2 separate regions of the Homo sapiens genome follow, and region 2 is linked to region 1. Evidence: read pairs that join two places in POLR2A ChIA-PET (ENCODE). Cell type or tissue: MCF 10A. All regions are shown on one strand. Each heading gives the region's core, and the rest is flanking DNA. Links, peaks and the distances in the headings are about the cores only.

The links. ChIA-PET counts read pairs that join two places held together with the same protein. Peaks named below come from ENCODE experiments on the same cell type or tissue, not always from the same donor. Only the 100,000 strongest peaks of a DNase experiment are listed, where the experiment ranks them.
Region 2: POLR2A ChIA-PET joins it to region 1 with 9 read pairs; 1 of 35 experiments calls an interaction of 5 or more read pairs at or near these places.

The regions. Positions count from the first base shown.
Region 1 is chr11:129,640,190-129,648,984 of GRCh38, forward strand. No RefSeq gene overlaps it. Among named protein-coding and RNA genes, the nearest start is that of LINC01395, 27 kb to the left of the region's middle. RefSeq lists an enhancer at 1-190. In MCF 10A, for the core only: no CTCF peak of the experiment used is centred there; DNase peaks (open chromatin) are centred at 1,902, 3,092 and 3,422.
Region 2 is chr11:129,699,677-129,708,471 of GRCh38, forward strand. No RefSeq gene overlaps it. Among named protein-coding and RNA genes, the nearest start is that of LINC01395, 87 kb to the left of the region's middle. In MCF 10A, for the core only: no CTCF peak of the experiment used is centred there; DNase peaks (open chromatin) are centred at 3,635 and 4,365.

The sequences.
Region 1 (8,795 bases), core at 1,844-5,843:
AAGTGTCAGGAGCTCTCAGTTCCTGACCTAGAACAGAAGCCAGGTCCACTAATATATATCAGTGGGTCTGACTCATTAGACTGATTATAAAGGTTGATTTGATTCTGACTCCAGAAATAATTCTTTTGCAGCAGTAGTAGAATTGAATCCTCTAATGGAAAAATGTTACTTTCCAATTAAAAAAAAAAAGACTCCGAAAGAGTGACTATTCAGAATACTTGTAAGTTAAAAGCACTTTCTTTTCCCCCATAAGTGTACTGGAATGTAGAGATCCAAATTCACAGTCTTCTCTGAAAGTCATTATTTTGCTCTAAACCTTTCTGGGATTTCTGTGTGTGAACTGCCTTTTAAATCATCATAATCCAGGTGATGTGATCTATGTCAATCACTTTATGTTCACAAGACAGTTTTCATTTGTCCACGGCCTTTTTTTTCTTCCTCGGTCCCTCTCTTCTCTCCTCCACTTAATCTGCCGGAAATCCAGATCTTCCTTCTCTGTTACCTTCATGCTGGAGCCAGACAGGAGACATTCTTAAGTGCTGGGAGTGGGTACTGGAGCAGGGATAGTGGAGCCCAACCGAGGCTACCTGGGCAGGAAGGAGCACATCATCAGGAAGCAAACTCCAGGCCACGTATACAAAGCATCGCACTCAGAGGATGTCTGTATTCCCAAAGTCATGGACCAGGCAAGTTTTACCAAGTCTCTGGGAACATCCGTGTTCCCATCTGTGAAATGAGTGAGTGGGAGGAGTTAACCTTTCTTCCTTCTCTAACATTGTCTGGCTGTATGGTGTGTATTGTTTGCCTGCTGAAAGAATACAGTAGATATAACTTACTAAACCACTAAAATGGAAATAGTTGCCAGTGGCCGGTGCAAATTTAGATAGAGCAAATTTAACATGTTCGTTTAAATTCTAATACCATATGCAAAGGTGAAGAGACTGGGTGTAATCAGATGCATCCTAGGAAGTGGAATTTCCAGAGACATCTGAATAATGAGAGAAAGAGAGTGAACTTGGCAGTGCCTTAATTCAAGTGGCCAAGTACTGTACGGTTCTGGAAAATGCTGGTCCTCGTTATGTGAGCTCTTCCCATATGCCTTTGACTTCCCCCTGCACCACCTGCCTCCTCCCAAATGCCCTGCTACTCCCTGTTGACCTCCTGGGATTCTCTCCAGCGTGGAACCTTTCCTAACCGACTGGCTACACATTGTGACTTTTCCTGCTGAGAGCACTGGTCAGGTTCTAAACCCATAACCCTTGACCCCCCCCAAGTACACTAAAAGCCATTAACCTGAGGCCAAGATGTAATCTCAATATTTGATTCAATTCTCTTGAAAGCTGCCCACAATTTCCCATTATCAATGTATGCTGTTTAATTTAGATTATAGGCTCTTAGAGGGAAGGGACCACATTTGTGTATTTCGTCTGATTTGGCGCTGAATTTCTGCATTTAGCAGGTAATCTTTGGATTAACTCTCAAGAGAAAAGATGGCCTCGGGCTTAATAAAAGTTGATCCCAGCTCATATCATGTTCCAAAATTACAGTTGACAGATGATCACCACAGACGTTCCTGCTGTCATACTCTGTAAATGTAAGGAGGACCAAGGTCACCTGTGGACGGGTGGGTGGAGCTGCCTGCCCAGGGTTGTAGTCCAGGCTCCTCTGTTGGAGCTGTTCTTCATGGTTTTCCTCAGAAGAAATAGGGCATCCGCCTGTATTCATATGGGTCTTCCTTCCCAGCTTTGGCTGTGCTTTGGAGATTCTTCAGAAAGGGATGAACCCAATCACCTCTCCTGTCTGAGAAGCTGAGGGATGTACTAACCTGCTGGGGATGGATGAGTGGGTAGATAGATGGAGCTAGCAGGAGACCTCTGTCATTTAGGCCAACCCCTTCATTTTATAGGAAACTGGAATCCAGAGACAAGTAGTGACATGCTCTCTTATGCTACTGAGAGTCTCACTGTTTGAATTCCATGTGATCTTTTGTGCTTCTGCTAGAAATACAGTTAGGTTAATTCTTAAACAACTTTCCTTCCAGAATCCTAGAGAGCCAAGGAACTGTAGGACCACTGTTACTAACCCCAGAGCCACTAGTACCAGTCCCACCTCCAAAGTCCCAAGAAATTAAGTAAGCAAATAAACACACAAGTACATTTCAGCTAAACAGATAATCACAAGGTATATCTTTTAAATTCCCAGGCTGATGAGGTCGTTAAATAATCTAGAAGGAAGAAACTAAGCCAAAACAAATACTATAAAATACAACTGGAATAACTGACTAAGAAAGATAAAAGAATCCCAGATTTCATATCCATAAAACCCAGATGAGTATCTCATTGATGTAAACAAAGTATGTGTGTGTGTGTGTGTGTGTGTGTGTGTGTGTGTGTGTGTGTGTGTAGATAGATAGATCCTCTTCTATAGGTGTTTTGAGTCACCACTAGAAAGAATACATGTGGCCACTTTGGGAGGCCGACGCAGGAGGATCACAAGGTCAGGAGATCGAGACCATCCTGGCTAACACGGTGAAACCCCGTCTCTATTAAAAATACAAAAAATTAGCCAGGTGTGGTGGCGGGTGCCTGTAGTCCCAGCTACTCGGGAGGCTGAGGCAGGAGAATGGCTTGAACCCAGGAGGCGGAGCTTGCAGTGAGCCGAGATCGCGCCACTGCCCTCCAGCCTGGGCAACAGAGCAAGACTCCGTCTCAAAAAAAAAAGAATACATGTGGCACTCCAATATCCTAGGGAAGTGGGCTATGGTTACATTCACGGGGCGGACTGTCTGAGAAAATATTGTAGTAACCGAGGTGCTTGTGCTGTTGGGGCTAGGCTGTAAAAATTAGACTCTCCTCCTTCATACCATTAAACATCACAATGCCTAGTACTGACAGAAACCCCCTAAAGCTGGGTGACAGACAGCAGAAGCTATTATGAAACTCCCCCCAGTGATATCAAGACTTCTTCCTGGAAGAAGACAGTGACTGATGTGACTCTTCATCTGAGTCATCTCATGGTGTACAGAAGCTGTTTCTCTCTGTCCTGCCTCTTAGGAGGGCACGCTGCCCATTGGAAACTGACTCCAGGCAGTGTGAGGAGTAAGGCCAGCTCATATTGTTTATAGGCACTTTAGAACCTCGGTCATCTCCTAGTGATCTACAGTGTTTGGTTTCTTCCTGGGACAGAGGAGTGCTCTGTAAATCAAGCCCTTCTTGGTTCGTCAGCCCTCTGTCAATGTTTGCTGAGTCCTCAAGTCAAAGGCAAGTCGGAACAGTGTGGAGACTTTGGCAAAGGGCTTGTTCCCCAGTGTTCAACCTCTCCATTTTGATGAAACAATTCTAGGGTGAGGTTGGCCCTAGGAATTATTTCTCTGACTCATATTCCCTTTCCTCTTTTCACACACTCAGAATGCACCATGCTGAGCACCTCATAGCCCCGAGCAGAGAGAGGCCAGGGTTGGGGCAAAGCCCTACTGGGGCCCACTCCCAAGACTGAGAAGACAAACAGGGAGGCGTCTCTCCCAAGCCAATTTCTTTCATCACCCAAAGCTATTTAGGGACACCATTGCCACACACTTCATGAAGAAACCCCAAACTGGTTCTAGCTCTCAGAGGTGGGAATAGACCTACTTAAGTTCTATGAACAAAGAATAGAGAATTAAGCCAAGCAAAGAGATAGGCAGTAGGTTTGATATCTGCCTTTCCTGTCGGGAAGAGGAGCAAGGGGCCGCTGCATCTTTAGAGACTTGAGCTAACGACAGACACAGATCCTGGCCCCGAAAAGCAGTTGGACTGTTTGTGGGCATCGTGTTCCATGCTTCATCTTTCATCATCTGATTCAGCAGACATTAACTCTGTTGGCTCTTAGAGTGCAAATGATGAAGACAGAACACCAACCTTCAAGCAATCCACAATTTAGAAGGGAAGGCAGACACGCAAACAGTTTCCATATAATCGGTAGGTATTAAGGCAGACTTATGCATAGAGTGCTATTTTGCTTTTCCCAAGGACACAGGTGGTAACACACACACACACACACACACACACACACACACACACACTCTAGAACATAAGCTCAGTATTGTTATATGTCTCCACTCATGATTGGAGTCGCAGGAATATTTCAGGTGGAGCAAGAGAAGCTCTACCAGCACTGAGAATTGAAAGTCTGCACAAGGGCCTCCTGTGTTCTACCACTGTCTTGAAGGTGCTCCCACTCTCAACATTTCACAAGCACTAGCTCACTCCGTCTGAAACAAAAAGAGTGAGTATACAAAAAGCCTGTAAAATACATAACACACTGCCTCCTTATGGGAGGCGTCCTGTGTCTCACACTCTCTGGAGAACAGAGAAGATGTGGTTGTCAGCTATCCACAGATCTGACCTTGGCTGACCTTCTGTAACTCTGAACAAGGCTATGCTTTTCTATACTGGGAATCCTTTGAATAGAATAAGATGTTTGAATAGAAATGAGGTTTTATCGGAAAGTGAAGTTGGAGAGTATTAAAATGATGATGAAAAGTGTCATTTATTCACTAATTTATGCATTCATTATGTCTGTTCTTCACAATTATATTTGGATGTCTGTTGTGTGTTAATACGTTGGTGCAAAAGTCACGTATGTGTAGGAGGTAAAGATGAATAAAATGTGCCTGACCTCAAAAAGTTACCCTCAGTGTGAGAAACTTGAGTTCATCAATTAACAAAAATTCAAAGAGGAATGACACAAGTGCTCTAATAGAAATGTATCAGGGTTCCAGCTTTGGTTCTGTACCTAAGAAGCTTAAAAGTTGTCATTCTGCAGCAACAAGTACAAATTTGAACAAACTAAAAAACCAACAACTCTTCTTAGATCTGTAAGAGAAATGAGGTCACAGGGCAAACTGCTGCTCTCAAAATTGGAGAGCTAGACAGGCAGATACAGAGAGTCACAACTAACCGGAGCAGAAACCCATGAGCAAACCTCTGTGAGATCCAGCACCTGGAGAGGAAACCATGAATTGCTGGAGGCTGAGTATGGATAAGTTTAGGAGTTAAAAACACCAGAGAAACCCAGTAACAGGGGTCGAGGTTGGGGGCACACTTTTGTGAGTTTTACCTCCAAGAGCTTGACCAGTTTCTCATGGTGAATACTGGGGGGAAAATCTCCTTGTGCTCCTGGCAGAAGGAAAGAGAGGAATCATTTTGAAATATGCCAGAGCACTCTGTTCTTTTTAACAAGATATGCCCTCAGGAGAAACTATTTAACTAGCACCTAAACTGCAGGGGTTTTATCAGAGTCTTACTGACCTAGGGGAAGGAAAACACCCAACTACAGCTAGCCCTAGCCTTCCCCGTGGGAGAAGGAAAATACCCAACTCAAGCACACCCTAGTCATTCCTTCCCACCTAAGGGGAGTCCAGAGGAGACTGAGAAATATTTGTGAAGTTCACAGTCCAAAGGCGTAGGTTCCCTAAAAGACTAAGACCTAATCATAGACTATAGAATGCTTCCTCTACCCACGTACCTTACCATAACATTACTAAAGAATTATTTACAGCAATTTCTTTAACCCAGTATATCACGTCCAGCTATCAAGAAAAAATTACAAGGCAAAAGACATGGTTTGAAGAAACAGAGCTCCTGCCTCAGCTTCCTGAGTAGCTGGGACTACAGGCAAGTATCACCATGCCCAGCTGAGGCAGGAGGACTGCTTGAGCCCAGGAGGTTGAGGCTGCAGTCAGCCATGTTCTGACACCACTGCACTCCAGCCTGGACGACAGAGTGAGGCCTTGTATCAAAAAGAAGAAAAGAAAGAAGATGAGGAAGAAGAAAGAAGAAGAGAGAAGAAAGAAAAGAAGAGAGAAGACAGAAGAGAAAGAAGAAGAGGAAGAAGACCAAGAGGAAGAAGAAGAAGAGGAGGAGAAAGAGGAGGTGGAGGAGGAAGAAGAAGAAAAGAAGAAGGAGGAGGAGAGGAGGAGGAGGAAGGAAGGAAGGAAGGAAGGAAGGAAGGAAGGAAGGAAGGAAGGAAGGAAAGAAGAAAGGAGAAAAGGAACAAGATAAATATTTGAGCAATAGTTACTGATAATTTTCCCAAAATTGATATCAGATACCAAACCACAGATCCATGAAGCTCATGAAACACCAAACAGAATAAATGCAAAAAAAAAAAAAAAACTATACCTAAGCATACCATATTCAAACTACAAAAAAAAAAAAAAAAAATCAAAGAAAAGAGAAAATTCCTGAAAGAAGCCAGAGGAAAAAAACAACTTATCTATGGAGTAACAGAGGTAAGAATTATATTTGACTTCTCCTCAGAAATAATTCAAGTAGGAAGAGAGTGGAGTGAAAGTTATTTAAAGTGGAGAGAGAGGGAGAGAGAGAAACCCCACCAACCTAGAATTCTGTGAAGGAGAAATAAAGACTTTCTCAGACAAATTTGAGAGAATTTGTTGCCAGTAGACCTGCCTTACAAGAAACGTTAAAAAGTTCTTCAGAGAGAAAGAAAATTATGTAGATCAGAAATTCAGATCTACATAAAGAAAGGCAAAGCATGAAAGAAGGAATAAATGAAGGTAAAATAAACCCTTTTATTTTTCTTCCTCAATTGATTAAACAAATAAGTTTGTTCAAAATCACAATAGCCACAAAGTATTTGACTATGCATGCTTGTGTGTGTGTGCACATGTGCACGTGTGCTTATGTACACTTATATATAAGTGAAATGAGTGACAGCAATGATGCAAGGAACAGGGGAGAGAAATTAGAATTATGATTTTCTTATTATAAGGTACATTATCCATTAAAAAACAGATTGTTAGAGTAGAAACAAGACCCAACTATATGTTGTCTATAAGAAACCCACTTTAAATAAAAGACACATATAGATTAAAAGTAAATGGATGCCAACAGATGTACCATGCTAATCCTAATCAAAAGGAAGTAGGAGTAGCTATGTTAATTTCAGACAGGACAGACTTCAAAGCAAGCAAAATTATCAGAGATAAGAGGGGCATTACACAATTACAAAGGGGATAATTCTGCAAGAAGACATTACAATCCTTAACTTGTAGAGCACCAAAACAAGAGAGCATCAAAATATGTGAGGCAAAAATTGATAGAACTACAAGAAGAAATAGATCAATCCACTATTATAGTTGAAGACTTCAACACCCCTCTATTAGAAATGGACAGATCATGTAGGCATGAAATCAGTAAGGACAGAGTTGAATTCAGTGACACCATCCATCAGCTGGATACAATGGAAATCTGTAGACTGCTTCATTGAACAACAGCAGAAGACAAATTTTTCTGAAGCTTACATGGAATGTTCATCAAGATAGATCACCTTCTGGGCCATAAAACAGACCTTAACAAATTTAAAACCATAGAAATCATCAACTATGTGCTCTCAGATCACAGTGGAATTAAATAAGAAATCGATAACAGATACTTGGAAAATCTCCAAATACATAAGGATTAAATAACACACTTCTAAATAACACATAGATCAAAGAAGAAATATTGTGAGAAAGTTAAATACATTTTCAATTTGTGTTTCAATGAAAATGAAAACACAGCTTATCACAATTCATGAGATTCAGTGAAAGCAATTCTTAGTGAGAAATTTATAATACTAAATGCATATATTAGAAAAGCATAAAAATCTAAAATCTAAGCATCTATCTTCATAAATTAGAAAAATAAGAGCAAATTAAATCCAAAGTAAGCAGAAGACAAGACATAATAAATTAGAGCAGAAATCAATGAAACTGAAAACAGGAAACCAATAGAGAAAATCAATGAAACCAAAAGTTTATGTTTTTTCAAAGATCATAAAATTGATAAGCCCTTAACCAAGGTAACTCAGGAAAAAGAGGACATAAATTACTAATAGTAGAAATGAAAGAGAGTAGAATACAGGAATATTACAAATAACTATGCCCACGGACTAAATAACCTAGGTAAAACAGACTGATTCCTTGAAAGGCACCATTAGCCAAAACAAACATGAGAAGAAATAGACAATCTAAATAGGTCTTCTCTATTTAAAAAATTGAATCAATAATTAATAACCTTTCAAAAAGGAAAGCACAAGGCCAGATGGGTTAACCTGTCAATTCTACCAAACATTTAAGAAATTATCCCAATTTTCCACAATCTCTTTCAGAGGACAGAAGCAGACTTATTTATGACTTATTTTATGAGGCCAGCATCACACTAATACAAAACCAGACAAAGACATTATAAGAAAAGAAAACTACAGGCCAGGAACATGAATATAGATGCAAAATTCCTCAAAAAATATTAGCAAACTGAATTCAAGATGTATAAAAAGTACACACCATGACAAAATGAGATTTATCCCAGGTATGCAAGGCTGGCTTAACATTTAAAAATCTATTTATGTAATTCATCAAAGCAATTCACTGCAGAAAAAAAATCAGAAGATCATAACAATAGACACAGAAAAAATATTTGACAAAATTTAATGCCAATTCATGATTTTAAAAAACTCTCAATCAACCAGAAATAGAGAGGAATCTCTTAATTTAACAAAGAATATCCACAAAATACCTGTTGCTAATGTACATACTGGTGAGAAACTTGAGACTCTGTCAAGAGAATGAAAAGCAAGCTGTAGACTGGGAAAAAATATTTACAAAAGACACATCTGATAAAAAGACTTTTATCCAAAATTTACAAAGACCTCTTAAAACTCAACAATAAAAAAACAAGCAATCCAATTTTAAAATGGGCTAGAGACCTCAGCAGATACCTCATAAAATAAAATATACAGATGGCAAATAAGCA
Region 2 (8,795 bases), core at 1,899-5,898, 60 kb after region 1:
AGGAGAGGGGGTTGTCAGCAGGAGCAGCCCAGGAGACGCTCATGAGAATACGCAAGGGTCTGCACCAGTCAGCACTTGGAATTGTCCCTCCTGGGAGAGCCATGTAGCTAGCCGGTAGGTTCAGAGGACAAGCACCATCAGGGGCTCATGTCTGAGTCCCGCCCGGCTCCTTCTGCCACTTCTGAGTGGCATCACTTAATCTCTTCCAGCCTCAGGATCTCATCTGAAAAAATGTCTCCCTCATAAGGTTGTTGTAGGGATTACGTAAGATGGTGAATGTAGACAACGATTGCAAACTGGGGAGCACGAGGTCGATATGAGCACTGATTGCTGCCCCGCTACATGGTCCTCTTGCTCTGCAACCATCTTCAGAGGCACCATCCTGTGCCTACCTTGGAAACAGCCTGAATTCCAATTCCCTGACTTGCATCCCTCCCTCTGGCCTCTTAAGGTAGTTTGAGGATAGCATTCTACAATGTCAGAGCTAGGACAGATCCTTAATGGTCACTTTGCAGGTAGAAAAACAGGTCCAAAGACCAATGCAACTGACGTGGGCTTGCACAACTGCATTGGGCAGCTCAGTCCCAACCCCACGACGCCTGACTGCCCACAAGGGCGCTCCTTACTAATAGAGTTTTGATTGGGTACTTCCTTGAGCCAGGTTCTCTGCTGAGCACCTAACATGGGTTACCTAATTTAATCCTCACACAACTCTGTGGGGTCAATACAGTGGTCATCTTCATTGTTTAGACAACATAACTGAAGCACTGAGAAGGTCACACAACTAAAATGGGTCAAAGCCAGATTCTAAGTCATTCCAGAGCCTGTGTGCAAATATACTACACTCGCTACCTCGCTGCACGATTCCTCTCATAGACTGACTCTCTAGGAAAAGAATCAAGTAAGAAATACCCTCCTAGTCACAAGATTCACTGAAGAGTAAAAGCGGAATCCTTGCCTTCAACATTTTATGGTGCGTCTCTTCCTCTGCTTCTTCCTTTCTCTCCTTTTCCTTTCTTCTTCCTGAACAAGTCAGTCCTAAATCCCTGAGTGGGGCTGAGCAAGCTGGGCTTCCGTGCAGGAAGGCGCAGGTGCAATGGCCCAGAATGGGTTGTCAGTGCTCCAGCAAGGTGAGAGCACCTGTGCAGGGGGCTGTCTGGGTGGAGGGCATCCCCAGGGGACAGCCCAGATGAGATGTCAGAGCCCAAGCTGTGTAAGGAGAGCATCACCCAGGGGCAGACCAGCAGAGGATCTTGAACCCCAGACAGAGAGAGGAGGGATTTGGCAGGGAGGGACAAACCAGCACAGGATATCAGAGACTGAGTGGGGTGCAGTGGGGTGTGGAGGGCATATGTGTGTGGGAGGGGGTGGCACTGCTAGGAGATAGGTTAATACGGAACACTGATCAAATCAGCAAATATAGTAAAGAGCATGGGAGTCTTTCTCTCTCAGTAAAAGAAGTTAAAAATGTGAAAACCAGCCAATGATTGCAAACTGGGGGGCATGAGGTAAATATGAGGACTGATAAATCCTCAGATCAAATAATTAATTATACTTAACTTTGACAGATCCTCATATCTAAAAGGTAAATATGAGGCTGGGCGCAGTGGCTCACACCTGTAATCCGAACACTTTAGGAGGCCATGGCAGGCGTATCAATTGAGGTCAGGAGTTCGAGAGCAGACTGGCCAACATAGCGAAACTCCGTCTCTACTAAAAATACAAAAATTAGCTGGGCTTGATGGCGCATGTCCCAGCTACTCGGGAGGCTGAGGCAGGAGAATCACTTGAACCTGGGAGGTGGAGGTTGCAGTGAGCCCAGATTGCACCACTGTACTCCAGCCTGGGTGACAGAGCAAGACTGTCTCAAAAAAACAAAAAAACAAAAAATGTGAAAAGGGAGAAAAATACAGTAAACCTTGTGGTGCTGGGCTGGAGTTGGAGGTGCCAGTGTGCAGTCTTGCTTAGCAGATGGTGGCTGTATGGGACACTGCTTCCTCTGGGGCATCTCTTTCGTCCCAGGGGTATCAGAAGTCTAGGTTCGGGGAGAACTTCACCTATGTATCCTAAAAGATGGTAGACAAATGGGTCCCGTGGTTCCTTCCTGCTCATCAGGGACGGTGCAGAGCAGACAGAGGGAGCAACACTAACACCTTCTCTCAGCTCAGCACTGTCCTCCAAAGGTCACCGGCACCCCTTCATGGGTGTGGCTGCGTGCTAGTTCCTGAGAGCTGCCTGCCCTCTAATCCATAGGCCTGTGGTTCCCCAGCCTGGGTGAGCACTTGAATCACCTGTCCTGGGTGCCTCCCCAGAGCCACCAAATCAGAATCTCCAGGGTGGGGCTTGGGAATCTGGATGCATAACAATCTCCCAGGTAATTCCTGTCCAGTCAGCCCACCGGTTGTGGATCAGGCCTGGGAGTCACTCACTAGATAATGGTGTAGACACTTCATAGGAATTGCGATGCTAAAGAAAAAAAGCCTTCATTCTCAATTAAGAGGAAAGGAAGAGGAAAAGGAGGGGAAGCAAACAGCAAATTGACATTAATTATGGCAACTCCCTTTAAACGCCACTGATAATATGCTGTCTGAATTCCCTTCCCATCAACCTCTGGATCTCACTATGGGTTGGGCATCCCCTAAATGGCAGGATGGCTCCAGGCTACAGCACAGAGCCCTGTGTTTCAGATGTAGGGAAAGTAAAGTGAACAATAGAAAAATTCCACATGGCCTTTGCAGGCCTCATACCGCCATTCCACACCACCAGCAGAAGTCAGCTCTGCCACCTAAAACCTTTGCCCATCCCTGAGAAAGTCCTCAGCATCCTAAGGCTACAAAAGTCTAATTGGTTGTACCAAAGTGGATAGAACCTTTTCCAACAAACCCCACCCAAACCTGCACCCACAGCTATCTGTTGTCCACCCACTATTTGTAGAGAAGTGCATTAAGAGTTTCAGGATATTATGGGATTTTTAGATGTCCCCTTCTGGCTTGCAGATCACTATCATTACACTCAAGATGAAGAGGAGGGGGACGGCAAGGAAGGCAAAGTGCAGTGCTCAAACAGAAGCATGGAGTTGGAACGAGAAGCTGAGTCCATGAGACAGCAAATAAGGAGTCCACGTTGGCCAAAGAACAGGGCAACACACGGGACTTTGCCAGGCATCTTTGAGAGAGAATGGAATGGGAGGAATCAAGACACTGAGGGCTAGAGACATGACTGTACCCCTGGGAAATGCTGCCACCCAGCACGGCACGGAAGTCATGGAGACATTCTTCAAGGCTGCCATGGGCCAAAGACTCACAAAATTCATCATCTCTTCCACCTCCACCTTGCTTTAATTAGGGCTTTGCTGAAGACAACGACTTAACCTAAAGATCGAGTCCACGGTGGGAGTACTGGGCTCCAAGTCAGGGCAGTGAAGGCGCAAGGTAGTAGACTAACACCCCTCCACCTGCACTGGCACATCCTCCATGCATTTGGCAATCTCATCAAACACAGGGTCAAGGCAGCTGTGTTCCAGCCCTGGCTCTGCCACTTGTTTGCTGTGTAGCTTTAGACACACCACTCACCTTCTGTGAACCTTGAGTTCCTCATGTGTGAATCAAGATCACGGCATCTCCCCTGCTTACCTCACAGGGCTCCTGTGGATGAGGCAACGTACAAAGTGCTTTGTCAACTATAAAGCATTGATGAAACATCAGGAACTGTTGTCATCGTTCCAGGTAGGCACAGATGTCCTCTATTTCTGCCTCCTGCCCTTTGCAGCTGACCACATCCCCTTCTTTCCATGGGACACTCTGAGGGTCTCTCTCCTCTGCAGTGTCTGCTCACTGCCCTGTCTGTCTGAGTCAACCACAGCGAGGCATCTAGGGTTAGGGTTAGGGTTAGGGTTAGGTTAGATAACCTAACTTATCTGGGGCCCCTGTCCCAGAATACGGACCTCCCACGCCCCTTGGGTCAGCGCACACGACAGGGGAGACACCTTGGTCGTATTTTTACATATTTTCCTCTTGCTCAAAACCACAGAGCCAAGCAAACTGCAATAGGAATAAAGTCCTGCTCAGTGAATTTCATTTTTTGCCACTCGTTTATTAGTGGTAGGTGCTGTGGCCACTGCTGAACTATTGTTTATCCAGCCTATTAAGATTCTGTTTTCCAAAACACATTTTTCTTGTACTCCAGCCAGAAGTGACTTGCCCAGAGCCCAGCACTGCTAAGAACAGCTGGGCTAAGCCAAAGATGAGTAGATTAAAGGAGAATCAATACCTCGTTGCTGAGTGAGAACAGAAAGTCAGTTCTCAACCATCTCCCCTCTCAGGCCCCATGACCGAGTTTCTCTCTTTCTCCCAAAGAGGAGATCATGGATTGTGAAATACCTTAATGGAAAAAACAGCCACAGGGCACTGGCTTGGCGGGATTGTATCCAAAATCATTATGTCATAAAAAGTTTCTTCCCCCAAGTACACACAGGCTGTTTTCCAGCAATTATCCCAAATAATTTTTTACGGGGAGATGGGGCTGCGGAGGAGGGGCGAAAAGGGTTCAGAGCCAGGGAGATGCACAATCCCCCGATTCATCTCTTCTGGCTCCCAATCACCTCACATGAATAAGGGGTGATTTCCCTAGCCCCAGGGCTCTGTGCTCTCCTCTCGTCTGCCCCCTTGCCATCAGCCCATTTTACTCATTAGGAGGGATTTTTGACATGCTACTTGCTAAGTTGGCATTTCTCATATTTCACAAAGCCCTACCTGGAGTATGCCCTCTAAAGCTGGGAATGAAAATAATTTTATCTGTGTTTAGGATAAACAATAGGTCAGAGGGCCCCAAGATGCTGGGAATGAAAATAATTTTATCTGTGTTTAAGATAAAAAATAGGTCAGAGTGCCCCACGATGGGGTAATTCCACCAGGAGAGAACAGTGTAACATAGTGGGATGAACGCCACTCTGCGAGTTCTAGTCCCAGCTCCATCATGAAGTAACAGGCCACTTACAGGATCTACATGAAGCACCAAAGTGATCTCCCTAGTCCCAACCCATAAAAAAAATCCAGTGAGTCTCTGGAAGGATGGCGCCGTGCTGCTGCCAGTCTAACCAGGCTGAAAGAGTGCACTTTAGGCATGGTGGAACATGCAACATTGTTGAGGTGACAGAATTTCATTAGTCTTCATAGAGGAGCGGTAAGGAATGTGACTGGAGGGCAGCATGGGGGAGGAGTAGGTGTAGGTGCAAGGAGAGGCAGGTGCAGAGGATGGGAGAGGGTCATTTTCTGCAGATGATTTGGGAGACAGCCAGCCCAGGGATTGGCCATCCAGTTTAGGGGCCAGTTTAAAAGGCCTGGAGCTAACTTATCAGAAGCTCAGGAAAGGGGAGGAATCTGAAGAATGAGGCCACCACCCACTCACCTGTGGTAGGGAGGCTCAGTGGTGGGGAGGGGCTCCGAGAGGTCTGTGGGGGACAAGGCCAGCCTAGGTACAGAGCAACATCCCTGAAAAAGCCGTCTTTGAAAAGCTGGCAAAGAAGCCTCCTTTGACTGCCTCACCAAAGTGAAGATTGTCAGGTTTCAGCAAATGCCAGTGTATTGTGTTTGATGCTCGGTTCATTTTTTAATATTGCGAAGGAATTTATAAATACAAAACAAATATCGCTTGATGGTGCACACCTTTGAGAGGCAAGGATCTGACCGATGAGTACTTGCCTGTGCAGACCACAGCCTTAATAATCTTCTAACCCATGGCGAAATCCTTCTGGGATGTCTATGGCGGTGGGGAATTCCCATGACTGACTCAACCCAGCCTCCTCATAATGATATTAATGCCTATGTTGATATGATACAGATATCATTAATAAGTTTCCTGATTTCAACATTCCAGCGAGGATAGGGAAAGTCCCAGGCGCAAAGCAAAGTTCAACTGCTTCCTCCCACTCTCATATTGTTCTTCCAATATTCCTTGGCATCGCCACCTTGAGAACCCAGGCTTCCTCCCAGGGACCCAGAGAGGTCAGAGGACTTTCCACACGGAACGGAAGGTCTGGGCCTCCTGAAGGGGGCCAGAGTTCCTGCAGGACCCGAACCAGGAGGGAACTGAGTCAAACAGTTAAAATAGCGCTAACATTTTAACGTATAATTTCTACAAACAAGGACATTCTATGACATAGTAATGACACGATATAAAAATCTGGGAATTAATCCTTATATATTACTAGCATCTAATCCCTACGCCATTCCAGTTTGGCTAATTGTCCCGATAACACCCATTGCATTTAGCTGTCATGTCTCATTCGTCTCCTTTAATCTGGAACATTCGCTCCATCTGTCCTTGACCTTGATGGTGAGTGTGGCACCTCTGAGGGTCTGTGATTGAGAGTTCCTTTGTAGGCTGTTCCTCCATTCGGGTTTGCCGGGTGTTTCCTTGCAATTGGATTCAGATGATAAGTTTTTGGCAGGAACACCACAGAACTAGTGTGGGGCTCTTGCTGCGTTCTGTTTGATAGTACGTGATTCCTGTTTGCCTAATGTCACCTGATGTGAACTTGGATCACTTGACTAAGGTGGTGTCTGCCAAGTCTCCCCACTCTAAAGTCGCTCCTTTTCTCCTTGTAGGTATGAGACTGTTTGAGACTAAGAAAAGACACCAGTCCTCATCAAACTTCCCCCACTAGACTTCACAGTCCTTGATGTTTCTTGGCTGAACTAACTATCATGATGGTTGCCCAATGGTGATTTTCTAATTTCATCATTCCTCCTCAGTATATTAGTTGGCATTCTGCTGTAAGGAAACGCTTTCTTTTCTTTTCATTTATTTATTCACTTACACATTTATATCGGTACAGACTCATGGATTCTAATGTATGCAATGGGATAGAATTCGTTACCAACATTATTCATTTTTATGTCTAGGTTACACCAGATTTGACCACCGGGAGCCCCTTTAAGCCAGTTCCTGTGTCTTGTTGACATGTCTTCATCATTCTTGGAGCACTTCCTGACTTTCCATACGACAAAATGTCCCCGGCTCTTCTTGTACCTTCCCTGCCACACCCATGGAATCAGCTGTTTCTCCAAAGAGTCCTGGCTCTAAGCACTAAGTCTGCACATTGCTATTGAGTGTCCCTGCTCCCAGGTGCTCTCCGTGGAGAGGACACACGAACGTATGCGCTCATGCACACACACACACACACACACACACACACACACACTTAATCTACAGTGACAGAAAGCAGATCAGTGGTTGCCTCGGGATAAGGGTGGTAAGAAAAGGTGGAAGACAGGAATTACAAAGGCAAGGGCCACAAGGAAACTTTTGGGGAGATGAAGATACGTGTATATCAAGATTTATCAAAATATACCTTTTTTTTTTTTGAGACAGAGTCTCACTCTGTTGCCCACACTGGAGTGCAGTGGCAGGATCTCAGTTCACTGCAACCTCCACCTCCCAGCTTCAAGCAATTCTCCTGCCTCAGCCTCCCGAGTAGCTGGCATTACAGGCATGCACCACCATGCCAGCTAATTTTTGTATTTTTAGTAGAGACAGTGGTTTCACCATGTTGGCCAGGCTGGTCACGAACTCCTGACCTCAAGTGATCTGCCCGCCTCGGCCTCCCAAAGTGCTAGGATTACAGGCATGAGCCACCGCACCCAGCCAAAATTTACATTTTAAATATATGCAGTTCATCATATGTAAATTACACCTCAACAAAGCTGTTAAAATTTTTGACATCCCTGGAATCATCACCATGCAAGGAAAGCAATACTCTGTGACTGTCTAACACCCTGGCTTCTGAAGTATTGGTTAAAGAAAAGTAATAGTAGAATTTTACGATCAAGAAATTCCTCTTAGGTTCAATAAATATAAGGAGGAATGATTTTTAAAACCCTCTAAACATTTTTATTAAATTAAGATACAGAGTATAGGTTCTGGGTTTCTTTGGAACGTTACAAGCTTGTCCAACCTGCCTTATTGTGTTGTTTTCTGTTTTGTTTTGTTCTGTTTTGTTTTAGGCTTTTAGCAGCCTGAAACCATGGTTTTTAGTTTCTGTCTCTAGCGATAAGCGGAAAAGTGGGATGAGGAAGGGGCTTTACTGGCCTAACCAGAAACAGAAACTAAGAACCCATGATTGAATTCTCTCCCCTGGACACCCATTTATAAGGTATGCTTAATAGATGCGACTGTGGCTGGGAGCAGTGGCTTACGCCTGTAATCCCAGCACCTTGGGAGGCCGAGGCTGGCGGATCATGAGGTCAGGAGTTCGAGACCAGTCTGGCCAATATGGTGAAACCCCATCTCTACTAAAAATACAAAAATTAGCCTGTCATGGTGGCACGCACCTGTAGTCCCAGCTACTCGGGAGGCTGAGGCACGAGAATTGATTGAACCCAGGAGGCAGAGGTTGCAGTGAACTAAGATCGCACCACTGCACTCTAGCCTGGACAACAGAGTGAGACTCTGTCTCAAAAACAAAACAAAACAAAAAAAAAAGATGCGACTGTGTTCTGAATACAGATGTTTATTCTAAACGTAAGGCAATTCTCTAAAACAATGATAATGAGTGAAATCAGTAATAAGCACTCATTTTCATGGATGAAAATCATTTACCAATTTTTTGTAAACTTTTTGATGAAAACATATTTTTTAAGTTTCTTTTGTAAACTTTTTGATAAAAGAAAACCCTTCGACCCAGTAATTCTACACCTAGTAATTTATCCTAGGAAAAAAATCAGGACACACCAAAAGCTGTATGGATAACTATGCTCATTACATTGTTATTTATAACATGAAAAATTGTAATCAAC